Regions from separate parts of the Homo sapiens genome. Here region 2 is linked to region 1. A link is a loop called in an ENCODE intact Hi-C map of the cell type or tissue named here. Cell type or tissue: mammary epithelial cell. All regions are shown on one strand. Each heading gives the region's core, and the rest is flanking DNA. Links, peaks and the distances in the headings are about the cores only.

Region 1 (8,335 bases), core at 35-8,034:
CACCCACCTCAGCCTCCCAAAGTGTTGGGATTACAGGCGTGAGCCATCACGCCCCACCCCTTCATCTATTTTTAACAGTTTCTTAAAATCTCTGTCATGTTCCTATGTACTAGGCTGGTAAATAGCCATAATTCTTGAATTTTATTTTTAACTTTTCTACTCTTACTGTGTTTTAAAAGCAGTAATAGAAATAAAATCAGCACTTTAATTAGTGTTGTAGATATGTGTATCTATAAAAGTGAAAATGTTTAGGGGAAAAAAATGCTGCTTGTTTTCTTAGACACACAACATTACATGGAAACATTTGGTGATTGCAGTGGCTTCAGCATTTTAAGACTGGGCTACCAAAAACTGTACCTGATACTTAACCTGTTGGGCCTACCCAGGGACAGTGAAAGAGTCCAAATGGAGGCCCTCATACCATACACTGAAGTATTTAAAAGTTATAAATCCAATAAATAAATACACCTTAGTGATAACCTGAAAGACCAGGTTGGAATTTAAAATTCTCAGGCACTTTGGAGTTCATTGCTTTAACCACGTGGGTCCTCACGTATTTTCTTGTACACACCCTAGTTCTTACTTCAAAGCTTCATCGAACCCCTACAGCTGCGCCCAGATCTAGACACACTCAAACCAGCAGCTTGATCTAACCCTGGGAGGCTTCAGGAAGAGGACTGAGACTGAGTAAACCCTGGAAGTGGGCCTGGGGTGTTAGGGCAGGGAATTTCAGGGTCCTGGGTACCCAGCTCATGGTGTAGAGGCCACGGACAAAGGCTGTGTGTGGGCATGCCCCCTTGGTCTTACAGGGTGTTGCTCAGCCAACTGAGGGCCAGGGCCCACGTCAGGGGCCCTTCTCCTTCTCGCCAGGCTGCTTGGTTTGTACATGATTTCATAAGCTATACACTTAAGAGGAAAGAAAGGGAACTTAGAACTGTTTTATCTTAAAATAATTCTTTGTTAAATAAATGTCAATAGTTTTAATCAAAATTCATCCAGGGAATTCTAAAATATAACATACATATACACATATATATATGTATATAAAACATTAAAGATAATCTCTAGGAACAGCTGCTTTGACACTGTGTTTTATAGTCTGTTTACGGATGTGTATGTTTTTAAAATACTCCATTAAAAATCCGAAATGCGTATCCTGCCTATTGGAAGTGCTTGTGAAAGGAAGGTGGGGAGTTGGGGTACCATTTAAAGCTGAGCAAGGTAAAGATAGTGTGGAGCTTCGAAGTCAGGATTTTCTACACGACCCCACCCTCAATCTGGTCCACATAGTAAAGATTGGATGCTAGTGAAAATGCCAGGCAAGGGTTAGGCCTAAAAGGATTAGTCATGAAGATTCGAGATTCTTAAACTAAAGATTATCACTGGGAACTAACTCGGGTCATGATTTCTCTTTTCATCTGCCTTTGTTCCTTTTATGCACTTCCACAGTTGGACAGCTGGAAGTGCCACAGAAATATTTGAAGAGCCCTATTTAGTAGTTTACGTGAAAAGTCGTTGAATAATTCACATAACAAATGATTAGACAAGCACTTGTCCATCTGACTGAATTATTCTACATGTTTGCCCAAGCAACAAAGGAGAACAGCGTTTCCTCCTACAGAGGGTATACAGTGGTGGTATTGACCCATCTAGTTACTGGGTGGGTTTCAGTCTTTTGTTGACATTGTTGTTAATGAAAGCAGCCCAGACGAGCTGTGAGCAGCTGGGCTGGATAATTGTGAAGGATTCATGCTTGTTGCTGTTACCCCCAGTGTTTGCAGTGGGTTGTTTGCTTTGACTTTTGTTGAACTGTTGACAAAAGCATTAGATACAAATGGGAACAAATAAAGTGGTGAGATGCCAGGAGGGCTTGGCAGGAGTAGTGGTTTTCTTTCTGACTGAAGTGGAGGATGTCGGAACGTATCTAGATGGGAAGTGGAAGGTGTATTCGGTGTGTGTGTTTAGCAGTTTACCCTTCCGATACCAAACTGGAAAATTTTGTTGCTTATGTACCTTGGCTCACAGAGGTGAGAGAATCAAGGAGGTCACCGTATCTTGTAACCCTCAAAAAGCCACGCTCTTTACCATGCCAGTCAGGTGGCTTGCAGGCCAAGAATGTTACAACAGAAATAGTTTCCAGATTCCCCCTCCTCAACTTAAAACAAAATTTTAATAATAGAAGTATTTTGGACTGGGGAGATGACAGGCATGACGTTGAGGTGGGGAGGATTAAGAAGAACAGTATATGCTAAAATAGTATAGCTAGCAAATGGAAGTCATCTACTGGAACGCTTTTAATTTGCTTTAAACAAAATACTCTTTTGTATATTCAAATGGAGAGTAGCTCAGCTGTTGTGAAGCCAGAAAATTAATGGTATTTTTAGTGAAATAGCAAAAGCATGTCAACAATGTAGCTGCAGATGATAATGCTGGCATTTTATTCATGAGGAATTATCAATGCAGGTTACTGGACAACATAGTGTGACTGAAAATGATTGAGTGTCGGAGAAGCCCGCCATCCTTCTGCTCGATTATTTCATTTTGCATTTAGGCTTCCCCAGGCTTCATTTGTGCATGTATTTTCCCTATCACAAACCAAAATATAAAGTCTCCCTGGCTTAGGATTGTATGCATATTTTTTCTTCCTTTAAAATGTCTCCAAATGAAAGTTCCCCTTGAGTATTGACTCAGAAGCTGAGGAGTTCATTTTCAGTGCACACATGGTCAGTGGAGGTGGTTAGGCTTCAGAGATAGGTCCCTCTGAACAGTTTATCTAAATAGGTCTATGGCAGTTGTTTAAAAGCCAGCAAAACTCACCACCGTTTGATAGATGGAAATTGTCACAGAATATGCCTTCTCTGACAAGTAGAAGATTTGGAATAAGTAGTGAGGCCAGAAAAATGTTTAAAAAACATGGGCAAGAATAGGCAGAAACTGTATTTAGGCAATTAAAATGTCTTTTGGAAGAGTGCGTTTCAGTGATAGTTGAAGAGTTACTAAAAATATATTTGAATAGTCAGGAAAATTAAGCTATGTCTTTTTTTTTGGCCTGCAGTTTTGGTCTGAGGCGCTCTGGGCACCATCACTCACATTGTTTTGTTGGTATTATTTCACCTAGTGTCTGAGCAAGGAAGAGGCTAAGGCTTCCTTTCAACATTCTGTTCTCCAACCTCATTTATTGGATTCCCCTCTGCTACTGGTGACAAAAAGAATGGATTATACCTTTGTGTAATTGTGCTTGTTCCAGTACTTCATGTGACCAAATCTAGGAAAGAATAGGAATTTACTGAGTTTGTTAAAAGTGGGAATGGCCCAATTGTTTTAGTCTTTGCAGCATCTTAATCCTAGAGAGCAGTGACCAGTGAGAAGAGGTCAGGATTTTCTCAGAAATGGGGGCATGCGTTACATGGCTGTGCTCCACTCAAAAAAGTTACATGAATGCTCCCCACGTTTCAGCTCTCAGAAGATATTTTGCTTGTTTCAGTACTAGATGGTCAAATGGTAAAGGCCTAGATCTGAAGTTCATGAGGAAGAAACCCCTGAAATGACAGACACTGAATGGGGATAAATGCATCTATGTGATTAAGTAGTTGGTAGTTCTTCCAGGGTTTATTACTCAAGAGAGGAGGTAGGGAAATCGTGCAAGTAGAAAACTTGAAAAGACTCACCTTAGAGGGGATAGCTAAAGAGTAAAATGAGTAACAGTTAAATAAGAAAAAAAAAAGAAAGAAAAAAAAACTTGAGAAGACAATAAGGCAAGAAGTTTATCACCATTAACAAGCCAGAAGAAAGAAAGAGACTACACCGACTTGACTCAGCATGACTCCAAAATTATGAGACCCTGGGCAAAAGCACAACAAAAGGCTCACAAATGAAAAGAATGAGTTCAAGAGAAATTTACTTAGGCCACGTCAAAAAGATTGGTACACTGCACCCTCAGGCAGTGACCAGAGATGCAAGGGTAAGCATATTTTTGTAAAAGACCTGTTTTACAGACAGATATGCCTCAGTCTTTCCTCCCCCTCCTTTCCCACTGCTCAAGCAGGTATTCATGTTTGCTGTGCTTTTAAAGCTAAAATATCACCCTTGTTAACGGTGACTCAAGGTGACTCTACATACTCTGTTCAAACTGCATTTCTTAAGGTTGGGAAGCTGGTGTGTGTTGGGACCTGTCTACTTCTGTGCATGTGGCATGCTATGAACTCTAGACAGCCAGTAGGCAGGAAACAGTGTAGCAATACCAGCTAGACACTCATCCTCTGGAACCAGGTGGTCTGGGTTCAAATCATGCCTTATGCTATTTACCATCCTTGTGATTTTTGGCAGTCTTCTTCTCTATCTGTGTAACATGGGAGTGGTAAAGTTGCCCAATATAGTAGGTCCTTATTGGTTTTTTTTTTGTTTGTTTTTTTAGTGTACAGTATGAGTAATTTGAAAATGACCTGGTTGTGTTTATTCTTTGGAGGGTTAATATTTAAATTAACTTGCATTCCACAAACAAACACAAAACTAACAGCAGAAAGGAGCAAACTAGAAGTGTGCCAGGCCACAGGGAAATTATTGAGATTAAATTTTGCCTAAAAAAAAATCTACAAAATGGATCTTGTACATGCAGATGGTTGAGAATTAACTTTAGCTGATCCTAGCACATATTTAATTCCATTGGGGATTTTGTGTTTAGGGATAGTTCAACCTTGGCTGAGAATGTGACTTTTATGTATTTTACAGCAAAACTACTTGCTGCTCATAATGGATGAAATTGGAGACCAAAGAGGAAGAACCTTCTGGGTTCCTGTCAGTCTAAATCCTGATTTTAAAAGACATTCACCTGCCATGCTAGTGTTGTGTGCTTCTACTGGTAGGAAAAGCTAATAACTACCCTGACGAGCTCAACGAGTGGCCCGAGGACTGTGATCTCACAGTTTACCGTTTTTGCAGAGAGCCTCTTTTATTTTCGTGTCAGATTATCTGTAAAATGGACTTCTCCCTCCAGTGTTGTAAACCATAACAATTCTGGCATTCCTCTAATTGTGTGGGGAGAGGGAGTATACCCAACAGATGCTTGTCGAGCAGGAGAGACTCTTGCTGCTTTTCATTATTTTACTACTCATACACCTAATCCCTGTCAATAAGGTTGGCTGTTTGGGGAAAGAACACACATCCCTGCACTATAATACTGATTTATTTGCAGCTTCTTTTCTTCAGACCGAGTTAACTGAGGAGTCTCACAAGGCAGTGAGTCAGCCTTGCTATGGACTTTGACAGAAGTATATCTGAAGGGAAGGGAGTGATTGCAGTATTCAGGGTGCTGGGGAACAGCAGACCTGGTTCAGCAAGGGGAGGTTAAGGACTATACTCCCACCCCTACTCAAGACATGAATGCCTCTCATAGTGTGATCCCTGGTTGCTTTGTTTTCAGTGAAGATTAGCCTCAGTTTCTCCGTTAAAAAAAAAAAAAAGTCAGTCTGGAAGATTTTATACGGCCTATGCTTTTTAGGCCATTGAAACAAAACACTTTTTTTTTTTTTTTTTTTTTTTTTTTTTGCAGAGGTGGTGGTGGGGGAGGGGGGATGCCCTTTCAGTGATTAGTGCCCTGCTACATAGTTGTCTTCCAGAGCTACAATGTCAAGGAGCCCTCCTGTCCTGGGGAGAGAGGGTGCGCAGAATGGAAATTCAGCTTGCTCAAAGAGTCATACCAACAGGGCTCTAGCAGATTTCATATTTTCTTAATAAGAATGACAAAGGGGCCAGAGTCCTGGAAAGTAAGATACACACTGGGCATAAGATGGTGTTTGCCCTCATGGGAAGAGTGTGGTTTTCCCACAGGAGAATCCAGAATAACCAACCAACATGGCCAAGTTTCCCACTGTGGGCGGGCAGTGAGGGGCCCCTGAGCAGACAGGATTTCAACTTCCCACATGAGCCAGGGTGGGTCTGGCAAAGGTTTAGGAGATGTCTTTCAAGTGAATCTGTTTTTCTACATGTTTTCTACCTCTGGATGTATAGAGTCAGCTTCCTGCATGACCTGTTTTTGTGAGACAGAGGACCTGGGAAACATGAGGCCATATTTGAGGCGGTTCATTCTTACCAACCGCCAGACCTTTGTTTTTAGAGAAGTGGAATCTTCACCAAAGGCCCAAGAAGCCTTTGTGGGGTCAGCTGTGCTTGAGAATTCTTGAATCTTTGTTACTCTTTATCACCTACCTGAGATGCCACTTTTGCTTGCTTAGCTCAGGTTTGGAATTTGATTTAAGAGGGATTCACATTTCTCTGTTTATCAGAACTTAGCATCAATTGTGTTTCTTTGTAGAGATGTATGTTACTTAAAAGATAAGGGAAAGGAGCATGTGTTTCTGTAGCTCAGAAAACCCTAAGAGGAAGGACCAGATAAAGTGGAAACTTTCTACAGCGACAATTAGAGTTATGTTAAAGAAACAAGTGCAAGTGAGGGCAGGTGGAGCATAGAAAACTCTCAGCACAGGGACTCAATTAAAAATGCTTTTAAAATGTAATTCCAATCAATGTGGATAGTCTTAGAACATTGCAAGATGTGTGAAAACATGCTTTAAATGCCAGCAACCAGTGAAAAGGGCACGGTTTTAGAAACCCTGCTATAAATTATGTGCCTTTGGCTTTCAGGAACGTGGAGGATACATCGCTGAAATATTCAGAATAAATATCAGAGAGAATTGTACAGTCTTTTCATTCTGCAAGGAATGAAATTTTTAAAGAGCTAGTTGTGTTTGGCGTAAGATCCTGAAATTTTTTTATAGTGTCACAACATTTGTTTTGGGAGATGTACAAATCAAATCTGATTATAACAAATATTATAACAAAAATATCCCTCTAACCAAACAATTTCTAGACCCCAACCAGTGGTCCACTTATTTAAAACAATATTGAATGTAACCCAATTCCATTAAGGCAAAATAATGTGAGTTAGTCTTGGAGTTTTTCTTTCATGAGTTCCTTACCTTTTGGAATTCATATAGGCAATTGGCAGTGATTCCAAAAATGTTTATTTACCTTTGGAACTATATGATTTTAAAAGTGTAGTTTATCTTTCAAATTATTTTCTGCATAGTTCCATTTTACAGTATCTGTTTTTGTGGGAAGAGACTACTCCAAATGAAATTCTGGTTTCTGATTGGTTTCCTCCTTGCCTATTTTAGTTTCTTATACTTTTATACCTAAAAAGTTTTTCTTGCATTTAACAGAGTAATTTCCCCCTAAAAACTATTGAAGTAGTAGCATAATTTACATGTTACTTCTTGTCAACCACCAAAACCACAGGGTACAACCTGATCAAATACACTAAATATGAAACAAAACACAGGCTCAAAATAGAGTAGATGGCCATTGCTGCATGTGAGTAGTTTTTGCCCCGACCCCTGGTCAGTTGATTCCAGTCACGCCTCTCCATGCCTTCCTGGGGGGTGATTTTGTAGGGCCGTTCTGCTTAATGTTTCCTGACTCAACCTGTCCCTGGGTTCAGAACCCAGGGATCTTCTTCCTCCTAATTACCCTTGCCCTCTTTAGTCCTCCCAGGCTTCAGGCTTCCCTCCAAGTGGGGATCCCTTCCCAGATAAAAGAGTTGAGAAGTGGTTTATTGCTTTTCTCAATGTTTAAGGAAAACCACTAGAAGGCTGCTTAGTATAGAGTGAAAACCATGTGCTTTGTAGCCGTTGCCATGGGCTCTGGAGACAGCTCTGCCCCTGCTAGCTTTATGACCTTGGACATGAATAATAATTAGCACTGTGGGTGCATATACTCTGTGCTGTCATCAGAACAGCCCATTAAGGTGGAGTTTGCTATTATCTCCGTGTTGCAGATGAGGAAAGTGAGACACAGTGAGACTAAGTAAGTTGCCTCTGGTTCACCCAGAACATAAGTGATGAGCTGACTAGGATTCAGTTAGTCTTCAGAGCCCATGCTCATTATCTCTATTCTAGGGTCAGTTTTAAACCCTCATCTGGATGTACCTTACTTGATGTAGGCAAAATGCAAAGATTAGAGATAGGAGGAGCCCCAGCAAGGGGCCTGCCACGTAGGAAAATACTTAAGATTATAGGAGCTTCCTCCTTTTCCTGTCAGATCAGCAAAAATCCAAAGTATCGATTTTGTATATGTGTATTTGTAGTAGTGCTGTTGTGATGTGTTCTTTTCATGTGACTTGTCTGTCATATGTCCTTAGAGTGTAAACTTGTCACGTGGGGCGGGATGTTTTAATACTTCACAATTTTTAGGACCTTCAAAGTGGCGGTTCAAGACCATTTCACTTTGGAGCATTTTGGAATGTCATCACACAGTCCCGTGCGTGTTTTTGTGTTAAATT
Region 2 (8,335 bases), core at 243-8,242, 59 kb before region 1:
TGTAAATTTGTTTAAGTTCTTTGTAGATTCTGGATATTAGCCTTTTGTCAGGTGGGTAGATTGCAAAAATTTTCTCCCATTCTGTAGGTTGCCTGTTCACTCTGATGGTAGTTTCTTTTGCCGTGTAGAAGCTCTTTAGTTTAATTAGATCCCATTTGTCAATTTTGGCTTCTGTTGCCATTGCTTTTGGTGTTTTAGTCATGAAGTCTTTGCCCATGCCAGTGTTCTGAATGGTATTGCCTAGGTTTTCTTCTGAGGTTTTTATGGTGTTAGGTCTTACACTTAAGTCTTTCATCCATCTTGAGTTAATTTTTATGTAAGGTGTAAGGAAGGGATCCAGTTTCAGCTTTCTACATATGGCTATCCAGTTTTCCCAGCACCATTTATTAAATGGGGAATCCTTTCCCCATTGCTTGTTTTTGTCAGGTTTGTCAAAGGTCAGATGGTTGGTTATAGGTGTGTGGTGTTATTTCTGAGGCCTCTGTGCTGTTCCATTGGTCTATATCTCTGTTTTGGTACCAGTACCATGCTGTTTTGGTACCAGTACCATGCTGTTTTGGTTACTGTAGCCTTGTAGTATAGTTTGAAATCAGGTAGCATGGTGCCTCCAGCTTTGTTCTTTTTGCTTAGGATTGTCTTGGCAATGCGGGCTTTTTTTTTGGTTCCATATGAACTTTAAAGTAGTTTTTTCCAATTCTGAGACTTTGCTGAAGTTGCTTATCAGCTTATGGAGATTTTGGGCTGAGACGATGGGGTTTTCTAAATATACAATCATGTCATCTGCAAACAGAGACAATTTGACTTTACCTAATTGAACACCCTTTATTTCTTTCTCTTGCCTGTTTGCCCTGGCCAGAACTTCCAACACTATGTTGAATAGGAGTTAATAGCTAAGATTAGTTTTATGTGTTACATGTTATTAACACTTTTGTAAAATTGATTTTTGATAAGGTAAAAATGGAGTTGTCAGTTTAGAGAAATAGTACTACTTGAAAATTTTTCCTTATATTTAGTCTGGATTTTAAGTTAGAATTTCTCATTAGTCCTCTGACTTTTTAATCTAGGGTCAGGCAAGATCAGTTTCAGAAGTTGTACAGTTTCTTTAGAAAATTTGGAACAAATCAAGATATTTTCTGATTGAAATTTTAAAGAATTGCAGTCTTTGTTCTCTAGTGGTGAAGTGAAGTGATAAGGTTGCAAGATTTATTTGTGTTTATTCCAAAAAGTATTTCAGGCAGGGTAAGTAGGACTTCTTTGTCACCTTTTTAAAAAATGTTGATATTAAAGTGGATGAATGTATGTTCTTGATAAACATTCAATAAAATAAATAGATTCATCTTTAAAAAAATTTTGGCAAGAAACTGCTGTACAGAAAACGAATGGTAAAAAGTTATTCTTCAGGAATGTTTCCTAAAACTGTAATTGCTTTAAGTTAGCTGCTGAAATGGTTTCCTAATAACGCTTTGTTATTCTGTTTTATTTCAACAATACATATGTAGTAATGTTGTTCCTATTTTGATGAGAGACAAACCCATCAAACAGTTTTTAAAATCAACAATTGCTTTTGATATATCCGTTTGATTACTAAAATAAAGCTATTGGTACTTTCACCCAAGTTTATTATGTTTTTAAAATAAAATTTATGTCTTTTTAAGGAAATCATATAGGCTGAAATGATCTAAATAAAAATCAGATTTTTATTGTATCAGGTCTATTTCAGGGAATGTAGTTAAATTCAGGTATAGGGTTAACTAAGTTTTTGTCTTTTAAATGATTAGTAAAATTTGTTATGTGATAAAGGAAATATGTATTTGGTATTGTGTGCGTTAGTATTTGTTACTTTTTAACCTAGTGATTGAGTTACAGCTTTCTTTTCAACACATGACATCACTTTCCCATGATGTAAGATAGATGATAAATTTTCCAATGATTCTTGAGTTTTGGAGTATGAAGAAATAAAGGATAAAAGATTCTTTTCTGTGTTTTCCTGTTTCGTTACTACCTGGTCATGCTCCTAGGCCACTGTCCATCAGTACTGTAGAGTTAGCCTGTTGACAGTCACATGTCATGTGTTGAGTGCGTAGCCAAGGGATTTTCGTAGAATGCCTTTTTTGTCTTTACATTTTTCTGAGATATTTTATCCAAACCAAGGTTTTCTTTAGCAGGGATGGTGATCATTTTTATTTTATTTATTTTTTTGTTGGAGAATGGTGTAAAGGTGGGTAATTTTGAGAGAGAGGAAATAGAATGGTAGTGAGTTGAGGGTAGGAAAATACATCTGCAACTTTTATTGTTTTTTAAATGAGCATCTTGATAGGGAAGATAGAATGGAATTGTCAAAAATTGTTAATGTGTTTGACAAAGTGTGGCTGTCAGTATGATCTTTTTGTTACATTTTGACATGAACAATTGTCCTTTTATTGGGGCTGTTAATGCTATTTTAGAATATCATGAGCATCTGAAGGCAATAGTTTAGCAGTGTCCATAAAGCATCAAATACCATTATAATATCTAGTAACCCTAACAGCAATATTTCAGAATCCCTGCCTGTTTAAATGGGCTATCTGTGAATGTACTTGCTCAGGGATGCATGACCCACATCACCTATAAATTTGATTGGAAGCTAACAGTACTGGCGTAGCCTGATGGATAGCAGATTAGAGCCCTGATTAACCATGTGATTCAAAGACTGGGAATATATTGTCTAAGCAAGATTCATCAGATGCAATCAGAATTTCAAGTGGTCAGATGAAATTCAAATGTGTGTTGTGGCTTTTCCTCCCCTATTGCTTTTCCTCCTAGGTTGCCTTTTTTTCCTTCTTTCCCCAAAGCTGAAAAATACTTCTTTGATGAATCTGCTCCTTACCCTAAAGCTGTCTGTCTGTTATTCATCAGAAAGCAGGTCGCAGTTCAGTGAGCAGAAGAAAAGATTTTAATAGAAGCTGTGCCAAGGGCTGTAATGCATCATTTTAGGGCCCTAATTACATTACAATGACAAATATCAATGGTGACAACAGCAATAACCTACATCCTTTAATGGCTGTGCTGGAAAAGGAGTTTGGGCCCCACGCCATTATATTAGACTCAGTTTCAAAACATAGGCCATTAGAAGTGTGTGTCCACAGTGTTATTGGCTGATCGCTAAAGCCCAGTGGAAAGGCCTGTAAATAAATGATGCCTCCCTAAAGCTGGGTCCTGTGGGACAAAAGAGGCGAAATTAGATGACCATGGGAGCAGCAGTGTTTCCGAGGCAACTTTAGATTTCAAAGTGAAGAATGACCTGCTTAATTTTATGAAATCACACACACACCCCACCCCCCCACTGCCAATTAGCCTGACCATGAAAATCCATTGGCATGACAACTTAAAGAAATTAAGAAGTCTTTTAAACAAAAGGAGATCTTTAACGGAAGTTTGGAAGGTTTCTGCCCTCCCGTTTCTGTTGTGTGTGTGTTAACCTATGTGATTGAATAAAAAGGCTCTTCTCCTTTTTACATTTATTTTTAAGAAAATGTAGAATTTTTTTAAAAAATAGTTGCTCAGACTTAATACAGCCTAGGTCCAAAATTTTATTTCACCAGATGAATAAGTTTCCTTAGAGTCGTTTTTATTGCCTAGATTATGTAGGCGAACTAAAGAACTCAGTTTTCTTATGTGCCCACACATTTTTCAGCCCTCCTAGCAAGGGACTATTTTATTTATGTAAACAACATAATGACGAAAATATGCTTGGCAGATGGTTCTAAGCATTAGAATCATCAGTTTGGTCTGCCCCAAAGTGTCTCATTATCTTTTATTCTCTCCCCCTCCACCTCTCCCTGCAAAAAGCTTAACAACCAAATGCATTTGAGATGCTGTACTTTCAGCCTGGTGAATGCTACTCTATTTTTATTGCTCACCCTGGAATTTCACCCCATAACCACTGTGGTATGTTCGTCCAGGTGGAGAGTGGTTTGGTGATTCCCATTGCAGCTCTTCATGGTGGCTTAAGCATTCTTAAAGGATGGCTAAATGCTCCATGGGGCCAGTGCAGTAAATTAAATCAGGTCAGCACAGTTGGGTCCTTATTCACTGCAGCTTATTGGTGCTGGGTTTTTGTCCATACTGTTAGGAATGCAGGCTGGAATGGAAAGCTTGGATTTGAAACTTCATGGTGAATTTGTGTTTTCTTTTGGCTGGTAAAGTTTTTAAGGTGCTGGCATTTAAAAGATTGCATAGCTACACAGTTAGAAGGGTTGCTGATGAAAGAAGGAAGCCTAGATTGCACAAGTAGAGTGTCACTGTCATTCTGGTAATGACTTGGCAAGAAAAGGCATTTTGGGCCTCACATAAAATGAGGAACTGACCCTGGATGGAATTTAAGAATGTCTTAGGGATAGTAATTGCTTTACATTTTCTGCCTTTCAATTCTTCTTAGCTCTCTTTCCTCCATTCCATCATTAAAATATAAACTATTTTGTATGTACGTGTATTAAAAAAAACTGTGTATTTATACATCACAAAATATACAAGGCACCATCTGAAAAATACAAATTAAGATAAACATTGGTAAAACTGTGAGTAACTTTTTAAAGAAAACATGTAGTGGTGGTTTTTCTTTTAACTTACTGTAGCATCTTATTGGTTTAAAATGTCTGTACTTATAAAAATTATTAGAGAATAGACTGTTCTTTGACATTGTTGGGACTTTTGCATATCCACAGTAAAAAAAAAAAAAAAAAAAAAAAGTTCCCAAGGATAGTTTCCAGATACATACAGATTGCTTCCTGCTAAGTGTAATAAGATTTTAGCATATCTCAACCTCTGCACACTGAAAACCTTGGTAGGACACATTTGGAAATTTTTATGGTTGAAGAAAACATTTTGTTCTCCAAGAATTTGTAAGAATCCGAATTAGCCAACTTTTTTGGGTTGTTTGGGTGCTGCTGTTTCAGAAGTTTAGGGTCTTGAGTTTAAAATCACAGCACCAATGTTTTTAAAGCAAAGGCCACAAATATAGAAATCCAATGATTTGCTAATTGATGGAGTTGAGATGTAGGAAAGAATGTATCTTTACTTATCTAAATTCTTAAGACTTAGAAGACTGCAGGTTTTATGGAAAACATTAGTATGAGCAAGGGTCCTGGTGAAGGCTGTTGAAAACTGATTTCCAGTCATGGAAATTAAATTCCATTTTATATTGCCCTGATGCTTGAAGGTTAACTTTTTAAGATGAATGCTGGTTAATAAATTGTGCTGTTAATGTGGCACTGTTGTCACTGCTTCCTTTTAATGGGCTTACTGATGAGATAGTTTTCCTCTTCCTTAGGAAATATGCCAGCCAAATTATAAAGTATGTTTTAATATCATCCTGTTAATATTTGGGGAATCTGTAACCAGCTGACTGTTCTCTTTATTGCTTTCCTTTCCCTTATTTTTTGCAGGCAGAGATTGTCAAGAGGCTGAATGCTATCTGTGCACAAGTCATTCCTTTCCTGTCCCAAGAGGTAAGGTAGTTGATTTTAGGCACTGGACTAGAAGTTGCCATTTTAGTGGTTTTGCAGAAAAGGGATTGTAGAACTGACTCTCTGGCCTTGCCAGTCTCTTGGTGTTTGTATTTTATTTTCATTTCTAAGAAACAGTGTTCTCACTCCAACTTGTATACCTTAGTAACTTTCTGTGGGATATAATTTATATGTGTTTACATAATGGAATATTTTCTAGTTGGGCTAAGCAAAATTCAGTCGTTAAAATATTTTGCTATCTTTGTCGTGTTGCTCAGAATTATGCTTGTTTGTCATAATGGTACCTAATAGGGTAGACTGAAAAATTGCCAGGAAAACAGGAGCTTACTCTGTACTATTGTCATTGGGCATTAAGAATTGGCAGAAGACATATCAAATGGAAAGACTTTTTGTAGTAAACAAACTAATGAAGCTTTTGGCTAGCTACTTTTAAACATTTACTTCTTGTTTCCTGATTAAGTCTTTATATTATTGTGCTTTTGGGAAAAGACCTGCAAGATGAACTCATTGAACTCGTTTCTCTGAGTGCCACTTTTCTCAAAATTAGGCTTTGGTGATGGTAGGCTTAGCACATTGCTAAGGCCTGGCATGCGGCTCACTAGTTCTCTTGCTCACCTACAGGGGAAGTGCATGCCATCAGCAAACAGGCACAGGTTGGAATAAAGCGATGCATTTCTAGTGCTTGTTGGCTTCCTTGTGGTTTTTTTTTCTCTCCCTGCTTACTTTTGGTAGTTACAAAGTTGAAGTGAGAATACTGGAAAAAGATAATTTTTTGCTTCTGGATTACTGAATGCCTTCATTTGCTCAGGTAAGATCCACTCTAAGAAGGAAGGAGCTAATGAAATATCTGCATGTCTTGTAGCCGCAATACTTTGTGCTGTGGGCTGAGAAGGCACAGAGGCACTTTTCTTCCTACCCTTTCAGTTGTTCTATAAGTGTGTTGTGTCACTGCTTTTCAGGAGAGAGGTTCATTCACCTGCTTGCCAGCGGGCATGTGCCAATGTTATGTGGCCAATATTTGAGCCTGCATGTGTATTATAGATATGCAGATTGCTGTATATGATTTTTTTCTTTGGTCTGGACTGGGTTAGACTTGAGTAACTATGGGTACCCTTCATAGGTATATACTGGGGAGGGGGCACTCATATTCACAAATCTTGTTGACACTCTGAATTCACATGCTCTTTTGGGTCTTGATAAACAAAGGGTATGTTGTCTTTTCTCCTCCTTTAGCTGTGACCACAAAACCTACCACCAGTCATGTCCCCATTTGCCTGTTTTTACTTAGGATTTGCTTATGGCTAGATTAGATGGCTTGGTGAATGAGAGTCAAGGGGTGTATCTGCATTTCTTTTGGAAACCTGACTGCCCCCTGCCTGATCCAGACTAGTGTGTATTTTTTACTTTAAGCAGCTCTGCTTTATGGAGATGGAGAATGGGAAGAATGTGTGACCTACAGAGCTGTAACCAGGCTGGGGTGTCATGTTCTAAGGTGACAGGGAAAAGTTCGAATTATCCCTGGGGTGGTATTAGACTTTGGGCCTCTGTAGGCACAGACCCCTGTATATGATCGCTGGTATGGCTTTGGTCTCATCACATTTCTGCAGGATCTGTGGGTTGTGTTCAGAAGTAGAAGGTTGTCTTGGGGATGTTGATGAAGCTGATTTGCCAATGAGTTGTTTTCCCACATGAATTATGTTGTTTGTGTGAGCAGGCCCAGTGGGAACAGAATGTATAATGGTAGTGGTGCTGAGCAAGACTGGACTGAAATTAATTGTCTAAGGAAGTTGTACCTGTAGGTGAAAGCCATGGGGAGATACTGACAACTCATTTGCTCTAGTCTGGGAAGAAAGGTGTCATACTTAACTGTTGTCATACCACTTAACTATTTATTTCCCAAATACTTTGACATTTCTTGGTTGAAATCCTTGACTCACGTATAATGATTTATGCCAAGCTTGTGCAACCCCAGGGCCTGTGGGCCACATGTGGCCCAGGATAGCTTTGAAAGTGGCCCAACACAAATTTTAAACTTTCTTAAAACAGTATGAGATTTTTCTTTGCAATTTTTTTTAAGCTCATCAGTTATCGTTAGTGTATTTTATGTGTAGCCCACATAAAATGGGATGTGTGTGTGATTTCTTCTTCCAGTGTGGCCCAGGGAAGCCAAAAGATTGGACACCCGTGATCTATGCCATGGTTTTCTAAATGCTAGTTCTGTGTATATATTTTCTTTTGCTTACTTTAGATTTAATTTACTCATCTTTTTCTAGTTTCCTAAGGTATGTGTGTATCTTTTATTGTGTGAGACACAAACATGTTTGTTTCCTTCAAATCAGGGCATCTCTGATGTTTTTTATCTGAACATCGTCCACCTTGTTTCTTCTTCTGTGCATTCTGTGAGCATTGGACTCCTTGCTTCTGCCCTGAAGCCAGATGGACCATAATCTGGAGGGAGGGGAGGAGCAGGTTAGTAGAGGAAGATGAATTCTGTTTCCTGTCTCTTCAGAGGCATGGAAAATCACTCTTGCATGGCTGTGAGCATCACTGTGCCAGGACTGAAGGCTCTTAATCTGATCTTTTAACACCGGCTCTCTGTGTGACAGTCTCGCTACCAAAACGGCAGCTGCTGCATTAGAATTTATTTTAAAATGTTTTTATTTAAAAATTAAATGATCGTATTTAGGAAAAAGCAAAACAATTCCTGAAGAGTAGTGCATAAGCTAACAGAACATTGGCTGGAGCGATTGTGAGCATCTGAAGTCAGGCTTTTTGGAGTTTGACAGGAACAAGGGGTATATTTACATACTGTTAGATGAAGTCTCTTTTTA

What was found. Peaks named below come from ENCODE experiments on the same cell type or tissue, not always from the same donor. Only the 100,000 strongest peaks of a DNase experiment are listed, where the experiment ranks them.
Region 2: it touches region 1 in a loop (3-fold over the local background); 4 of 110 quality-filtered maps call a loop at or near these places.

Annotation. Positions count from the first base shown.
Region 1 is chr9:79,666,481-79,674,815 of GRCh38, forward strand. All of the region lies in intron 8 of TLE4 (TLE family member 4, transcriptional corepressor), which reads left to right. Among named protein-coding and RNA genes, the nearest start is that of TLE4, 99 kb to the left of the region's middle. In mammary epithelial cell, for the core only: no CTCF peak of the experiment used is centred there; a DNase peak (open chromatin) is centred at 4,121; H3K27ac peaks cover 2,047 bases.
Region 2 is chr9:79,607,233-79,615,567 of GRCh38, forward strand. It overlaps TLE4 (TLE family member 4, transcriptional corepressor), which reads left to right. Exons shown (of 20, transcript NM_007005.6): 5 at 5,424-5,486. LOC124902329 (a long non-coding RNA gene) reads left to right here and starts at 5,493. Exons shown (of 2, transcript XR_007061903.1): 1 at 5,493-6,312; 2 at 7,844-8,335. RefSeq lists an enhancer at 1,938-4,610. In mammary epithelial cell, for the core only: no CTCF peak of the experiment used is centred there; a DNase peak (open chromatin) is centred at 3,949.